2 separate regions of the Homo sapiens genome follow, and region 1 is linked to region 2. The links are chromatin contacts, found by Hi-C or POLR2A ChIA-PET in ENCODE. All regions are on one chromosome and are shown on one strand. Each heading gives the region's core, a stretch centred on a gene start or an enhancer-like site at or near the end of the contact. The rest is flanking DNA. Distances are from core to core; before and after follow the strand shown. Region 1 overlaps MRC1 (mannose receptor C-type 1). Region 2 overlaps TMEM236 (transmembrane protein 236).

Region 1 (3,829 bases), core at 449-2,948, 98 kb after region 2:
GACAGCATGTAGGTCAGATGAGCACTCATGAGGACTATCTTTCATGATGGTGATCATATCAAGGGAGGTAGAGCCCTGTTGATAAAGCAGAGTGCCTTCCGTTCCTTTTACCCCCCGACCTTTGGAAAGCAACCCTTGTATATACCACTGTGTGTTTCTTCCTGTTTAGAGCCAAATGACGAATTGTGGATCGGCTTAAATGACATTAAGATTCAAATGTACTTTGAGTGGAGTGATGGGACCCCTGTAACGTTTACCAAATGGCTTCGTGGAGAACCAAGCCATGAAAACAACAGACAGGAGGATTGTGTGGTGATGAAAGGCAAGGTAAGGCCACTTGAATGACTGATATTTATAATGAAAGTCACGGGGGATTTTTCCTTCTGTCCCAGTCAGTTACATATGTTTGTTTAGATTGTTTTTATTCTACATAAATTGGCATGGATCAAAGGTGAACCAAAATTCAGATTTGATTTCTTGAATCCCTCTCAACTGTCTAGCAAAGTCAAATTTTCAAGAGGATCACTGAAGCAATGGACAGAAACTTTTGGGTCAAGGATGAAATTCGCCTGTAATGAATACTCATATTGTTTCTATGGCACTATATATGTACATGGCCATATATATAGTGCCATATTATAATGGTGTATATATATATCCACCAAAGCTCTCATCTGACCAATTAAGCCATATATATGATTATGCATGTATATATAAAAAGTTATTATAAGCCATATATATGATTACAAGAGATGTAAAAAGAGATATATATGTATGTGTGTGTGTGTGTGTGTGTGTGTGTGTATATATATATATATGTAAAAAGAGATTGTAGCCCCGTATATATGTGAGAGATATATATACACCAAGTAGATGCAGATCTACTTACAGCTACGGTGGATTAGGTCTGGAAGCTGTACTTGGGGAGCTACATTCATTTTTTTCAGTTTACATGGAGCTGTCATATGAAATGATTGCTTTTATGATTGAAATATGACCTCAGTGATTGAAAAATGTTATCAAATTTATCTTTTATTAATAGATGGTAAACACAGTGATTAAGAGGCTGAGTTTTGCTGTGTGACTGACTCCTTTATTTGCAAAATGGGAATAAGAGCTGTACTTAGCTCACCTGTGGATATGAGGTTTTTTTTTTTGTTGTTGTTGTTGTTTGTTTGTTTGTTTTTTAAGACAGAGTCTTGCTCTGTCACCCAGGCTGCAGTGCAGTGGTGCAATCTCAGCTCATTGCAGTCTTGACCTCCTGGGTTCAGGCCTCCCAAATAGCTGTGACTAAAGGTGCGTGCCACCACGCCTGGCTAATTTTTTGTATTTTTGGTACAGATGGAGTTTTGCCATGTTGCCCAAGCTAGTCTTGAACTCCTAAGCTCAAGCGATCTGCCTGCCTCAGCCTCCCAAAGTGTTGAGGTTACAGGCGTGAGCCACTGTGCCAGGCCCAGGATATGAGTATTAAATAATGCATGTGTGGTACACAGTTCCCAGCCCATATTTATTGTTCAATAATTTTTGTCATTGTGGTTGTTTATTTTTGTCACTGTGGCTGTTATTTTTGTCATTGTGGTTGTTTTTATTGTGATGGATTGAAAGTTTAAGAACATATTAGGTGTTAACTATCCAAAGAGTAGACAGAAGAAACCAGAAAGCAGCATGCTTGGAGGAGGTGAAAGGTCAGTGTGGTTGAAATCATGAAGTCAGAGCCGGAAGGGTGGGTAGGAACTGAGGTTCAAGAAACATGAGTTGTCTCGGAGGGGTAAAACCAAAGTGGCAATTTATAAATGTTACTCTGGCTAAAGGCTTACGTGTCAGATTGCACTGGGCTGAGACCAACTAGGATATGAGGAGTTAAAGACAGACAATACAGAAAACATTTTATTTATTTATTTATTTATTGAGACAGAGTTTTGCTCTTGCTGCCCAGGCTGGAGTGCAATGGCACAATCTTGGCTCAATGCAACCTCTGCCTCGAGAGTTCAAGCGATTCTCCTGCCTCAGCCTCCCGAGTAGCTGAGATTACAAGCGTGCACCACCACATCCAGCTAACTTTTTTGTATTATTAGTAGAGACAGGGTTTCACCATGTTGGCCCGGCTAGTCTTGAACTCCTGACCTCAGGTGATCCACCCGCCTTGGCCTCCCAAAGTGCTGGGATTATAGGCGTGAGCCGCCGCGCTTGGCCCAGAAAACATTTTTTTCAAGATGTTTAGCAGCGAAGGGAAGGAAAGGAGAGGTCCTTTTAACATGAAATCTCAAAGGAAAAGAGAGGGGATAGAATCTGAAATAAAGTGGAAGGTTGAGCCTCAGATCCAGGGGAGCACTCATCAGTAGAAATAGGAAGAAGGCAGAAAAGATGACTGTGGTTTCATGATGCTTTCAAGTTGGTGTGTTGGGTGCAGGAGATTTTTCTGGATGGCGTATATGAACTTGATTAATTTGAAGACAGAGCTGACTGCAGGGATTGATGAAGACGCTGCATGCGGCCGGGCCCAGTGGCTCACGCCTGTGATCCCAGCACTTTGGGAGGCCGAGGCAGGCGGATCATGAGGTCGGGAGATCGAGACCATCCTGGCTAACACGGTGAAACCCCGTCTCTACTAAAAATATAAAAAATTAGCAGGGCGTGGTGGCAGGCGCCTGTAGTCCCAGCTACTCAGGAGGCTGAGGCAGGAAAATGGTGTGAACCTGGGAGGTGGAGCTTGCAGTGAGCCAAGATCAGAGCCACTGCACTCCAGCCTGGGCAACAGAGCGAGACTCCGTCTCAAAAAAAAAAAAAAAAAAAAAAAAAAGAGGCTGCATGCAAACCTCTTGCGAGCACCGTCATCCAAGGACTTACAGACATTTTTAATTTCTCCCTGGATTCCTCTAAACAATGGCTTGGACATCTCAGATATAAAATCATATTGCGGCTCCAATCACTTTTTACATGTTTGTAGCTAGAGTCAAAATTACTGTTTACATATGAACATGTCAATTACCTTTCCTTTCAGTAGATGCCGTTTTCTCTCAATAACCTTGGATCTTAATTTTCCTCCTCTGAGGCACAGTTACAAGAAAATAACATCAAAGTCCAAAATTGGCCGGGCGCAGTGGCTCATGCCTGTAATCCCAGCACTTTGGGAGGCCAAGGTGGGTGGATCGCCTGAGGTCAGGAGTTCAAGACCAGCCTGGCCAACATGGTGAAACCCCATCTCTACTAAAAATACAAAAAATTAGCAGAGCTTGGTGGTGGGTTCCTGTAATCCTAGCTACTAGGGGGGCTGAGGCAGGAGAATCACTTGAACCTGGGAGGCAGAGGTTGCCATGAGCCAAGATCGCGCCACTGCACTCCAGCCTGGGGGACAGAGTGAGACACTGTCTCAAAAAAAAAAAAAAAAAAAAGGTCCCCAAACTGATAATCCTTTATTTTTTTCTCTCTCTCTGCTCCCTGCAGGATGGGTACTGGGCAGATCGGGGCTGTGAGTGGCCTCTTGGCTACATCTGCAAGATGAAATCACGAAGCCAAGGTCCAGAAATAGTGGAAGTCGAAAAAGGCTGCAGGAAAGTGAGTGCACCATGCCCACAGTGACTTAAGCTGAGCACGTATGAGTTGATACCGTTGGCTTTATTTTTATGTGTGAAAGTGCCTTGTTATTGCAGTAGCCAAGGGTTTCTGCTGTCTCAGTCTTCAATAGTTTATTGTTAGTGTTGATCTCACTGTTCTCCTTAAAGTTTTCTTGGGGAATTCTCTATAGTTAATACAGAGGTACACAAGGCCGGTAGCTCCTTTCAGAATGTCATGGGAATTGGAAGAGAGAGAACAGGAACTAAAAATGGCA
Region 2 (3,959 bases), core at 1,450-3,949:
TTAACTACGACTTTTAAAACAACTGGTTCCTTTAGACTTTTTATTTACTTATTTTTTATTTTGAGACTGGGTGTGGCTCTGTTGCCCAGGTTGGAGTGCAGTGGCGTGATCATTGCTCACAGCAGCCTCAACCTCCCCAGGGGGCTCAGGTGATCCTCCTACCTCGACCTCCTGAGTAGCTGGGACTACAGGTGCACACCACCACACCCGGCTACTTTTTTTGTGTTTTTTATAAAGATGAGGTTTTGCCACATTGCTCAGGCTGGTTCCAAACTCCTGGGCTCAAACAATCCACCCGTCTTGGCCTCCCAAAGTGCTGAGATTACAGGCGTGAGCTGCCAAAGCTGGCCTACTTAGACTTTAAAAATAAATAATTTACTGTGTTGGTAAATTCTGTTACCCTTGTAGGGGAGGAAAGTACTTCAATAACAATACAGAGATATTTTAAATAAATCAGGATTTAATGTTAATTTAACTAGCAGTTTAGCTAATGGGTATACTGATCCACATAAGGGTATTGAGAACAAATAGTCTCTGATATTAATGTATTTTTCCTTTTAGATCTTCAGATCTGATTCTTACTCATCTTGGACTTCTCTCTTTTCTTTAATAAGTTAATATAAGCTAATTTTTCTTTCATACTGATGTTTTATTTATTTATTTATTTATTTATTTATTTGAGACAGAGTTTCACTCTTATTGTCCAGGCTGGAGTGCAGTGGCACGATCTCAGCTCACTGCAACTTCCGCCTCCTGGGTTCAAGCAATTATCCTGCCTCAGCCTCCTGAGTTGCTGGGATTACAGGGTCCTGCCACCACTCCCGGCTAATGTTTTTTTTTTTTTTTGTATTTTTAATAGAGACAGGGTTTCTTCATGTTGGCCATGCTGGTCTTGAATTCCTGACCTCAGGTGATCTGCCTGCCTCGGCCTCCCAAAGTGCTGGGATTATAGGCATAAGCCACTGCTCCCGGCCGATGTTTTATTTTGAAAGCGAATGACATAGAACACATGTGAAAAGTGAGGCACTGGGAATTTGCACATCCACGCAAGGGCAGAAATGTAAAAATAATAGACTCTGCAATAGAGCTAGAAATACCATTGCTGAGGTTGGGAGGATGCTGATGGAGAGCTGACATGTGAAGTTCATGGTGCTGTCTTTAGGTACCGATCCCAGATGTGGCTACTTCTGCGAACCTTGCCAGGAGACTTTCATTTTCCCGAAAGCAGGGGTCTTAAGGGGTTTCTGGAAATAAAGCATTATGTTGTTGGCACTGCTTTTATCAGTAGGGTTTAGGGGCTTTCCAAACCTTGACCAGAGCCCCAGGGTCACCTAAGGGGTAGCTTGGAGCTGGGCTTGACCCTCCACCTCTCACACCCTGTAGGGGTGGCTTTGACTGTCCAAGATTCCTGGCTGGGTTGGAATTTTGAGGGAATGGTGGAAGGTTCAAATGACAACAGGAATAAACCAATGGGAAACTGGCCCACCACAGCCCAGGAAGAAGCTCTTGGGTTTTTTTGTATTTTGGTTTTTTGTTTTCACATTGACTCAAATCCCTAAGACTCTAGATTCTGAATGTCATTTAGGCAGCAAACCTTCCCATATAACTTACTGTTATTATTATTAGGCTATAATTGATTCTTTATAGATCACTGATTATGTGCCATGTAAGTACTGATATGAGGTGGTACAGAAACACGTACTTCATAGGCCAGGCACAGTGGCTTACACCTTTAATCCCAACACTTTGGGAGGCCAAGGTGGGAGGATTGATTGAAGCCCAGAGTTAGAGATCAGCCTGGGCAACATAGTGAGACCTCGTCTCTACAAAACATTACAAAATCAGCAGGATGTGGTGGTGCACGCCTGTAGTCCCAGCTATTCAAGAGGTTGGCTTGAGCCCAGGAGTTTGAGCCTGCAGTGATCTATGATTGTGCCACTGCACTCTAGCCTGGGTGACAGATGGAGACCCCCAACTCTGAAAAACAAAAAGACAGAGAAATATCTACTTCACCTCATAAAGTATTTTTTTTCTTTTTGAGATGGAGTCTAGCTCTGTTGCCCAGGCTGGAGTGCAGAGGAGCGATCTAGGCTCCCTGTACCTCTGCCTCCCAGGTTCACACGATTCTCTTGCCTCAGCCTCCTGAGTAGTGGGGATTACAGTTGTGCACGACCACACCCGACTAATTTTTGTATTTTTAGTAGAGATGGATTTTCCCCATGTTGGCCAGGCTGGTCTCGAACTCCTGACCTCAAGTGATCTGCCCGCCTCAGCCTCCCAAAGTGCTGGGATTACGGGCATGAACCACTGTGCCCAGCCTAAAGTAGAATTTTTATGAGTTTATCGTTATTATTGCCTAGAGAAAATTGCCGATTAGAGAGTTTCAGCAGCTCTCCCAAAGTCAGTGAACTAGACAGAGTGGAAGAGGCAGACTTTGGACCTAGGTCTACCTGACTCCATAATGGGTACTTCTAGCCACTGTCCCAAACTGCCTCTTTGAAGGACAAGGTCCCATTCTCCTGGGGCAATTGAGAGTTAAGGAACAGAGTAGGCTTTTGTTTCTGCCCCTTAGTGCATGTGGTATACCAGTCATCTCTGGTGTCTGTTCAGATTTCATGTTGTGCATCTGGCTCAGGTACCTCCCCTGTGCTAAAGTGTTTCGGGTTGTCATGACTACATCTCTCAGTGATTTCTTTTGGGAAATACACTTCCAGTCTTTAGTTTCTGTTTTGCCGGTGTTGCTGGCCACACGTGTTTTAAATAGTGTTTAGACAGTGGACAGGTTATCTGTAATTTCAGTGAAACTGAAACTGTTTCCTTCTGGCCACATTCGTGAGCATTATCATATAGTTATCTTTTACTGGCATAGAAGAGAAGCAGCCACTGAGCACTGTTCTAGGAGCTTTACACCTTCTGTACTGTTAAGTTTAAACTTTACAACAACTCAGCGAAGTGTACATGCTAAAGTTCTCATTTTATAGACAAAGAAACTGAAACTTGAAGTAATTAACTTTGTCAACTGATAAAGCTAGCAAGTGGAGCCAGGCATGGTAGCTCCTGCCTGTAATCCCAAGACTTTGAGAGGCTTAGGTGTGAGGATCGCTTGAGCACAGGAGTTCAAGACCAGCCTAGGCAACGTAGTGAGACCCTGTCTCTACAAAAAAATTAAAAAATTAGCCAGGCATGGTGGTACGTGACTGTAGTCTCAGCTGCTCTGGGAGCTAAAGGGGGACGATCACTTGAGCCCTGGAGATCAAGGCTGCAGTGTGTTGAGATCATGCCACTGCACTCTAGCCTGGGTCACACAGCAAAACCCTGTCTCAAAAAAAAAAAAAAAAGCTATGTAATGGGGGAGCTAGGATTTGTGAGCCTAGGTCTGTCTGATTCCATACAATTTCCTGTATCTCATACAATTTTCTTTTCCTTTATTTTTTCTGACTTTGAATGCCAGGTGTGTTTCAAGAAAAATGCAATGCTTTTTTTGTTTATTTGTTTTGTTTTGTGTTTTTTGAGATGAAGTCTTACTCTGTTGCCCAGGCTAGAATGCAGTGGCATGATATCCGCTCACTGCAACCTCCACCTCTGGGGTTTAAGCTATTGTCTCATCTCAGCCTCCTGAGTAGCTGGGATTACAGGTGTGCGCCACCACGCCTGGCTAATTTTTTTATTTTTAGTAGAGGCACAGTTTCACCATATTGGCCAGGCTAGTCTCCAACTCCTGACCTCAAGTGATCCGCCCACTTTGGTCTCCCAAAGTGCTGGGATTACAGGCGTAAGCCACCAGGTGCAGCCAGAAAAATGCAGTGCTTTTAATGTCATTAACATAATTTCACCCAGAGTGCATTTGGCTCTTATAATATATGGGGTAATATATAGGGTGTCATGTCTTGATTGCTACATGAAGATGATGCAAAAATAATTGCTACTAGACAAAGTAAGGATTGAGCATATGAATTATT

Evidence for each region. Hi-C counts contacts between places; a loop is a spot of excess contacts on that map. ChIA-PET counts read pairs that join two places held with the same protein, here RNA polymerase II (POLR2A). Pooled maps may share reads with other maps.
Region 1: a pooled map shows a loop between it and region 2 (2.1-fold over the local background). The contact joins two enhancer-like sites. A Hi-C loop is called at or near these places in 1 of 168 maps with a recorded cell type or tissue (endothelial cell of umbilical vein) and 2 of 50 pooled maps. POLR2A ChIA-PET finds 5 or more read pairs at or near these places in 4 of 52 experiments (AG04449, OCI-LY7, activated B cell and 1 more).

What each region holds. Positions count from the first base shown.
Region 1 is chr10:17,852,798-17,856,626 of GRCh38, forward strand. MRC1 (mannose receptor C-type 1) reads left to right here. Exons shown (of 30, transcript NM_002438.4): 8 at 170-327; 9 at 3,445-3,555. Among named protein-coding and RNA genes, the nearest start is that of MIR511, 9.6 kb to the left of the region's middle. Within about 2 kb of position 1,699, at least 2 of the 41 ENCODE cell types and tissues checked have a DNase peak (open chromatin) inside an H3K27ac peak, as active enhancers do.
Region 2 is chr10:17,754,277-17,758,235 of GRCh38, forward strand. The region is part of intron 1 of TMEM236 (transmembrane protein 236); the gene reads left to right. Among named protein-coding and RNA genes, the nearest start is that of TMEM236, 4.1 kb to the left of the region's middle. Within about 2 kb of position 2,700, at least 3 of the 41 ENCODE cell types and tissues checked have a DNase peak (open chromatin) inside an H3K27ac peak, as active enhancers do.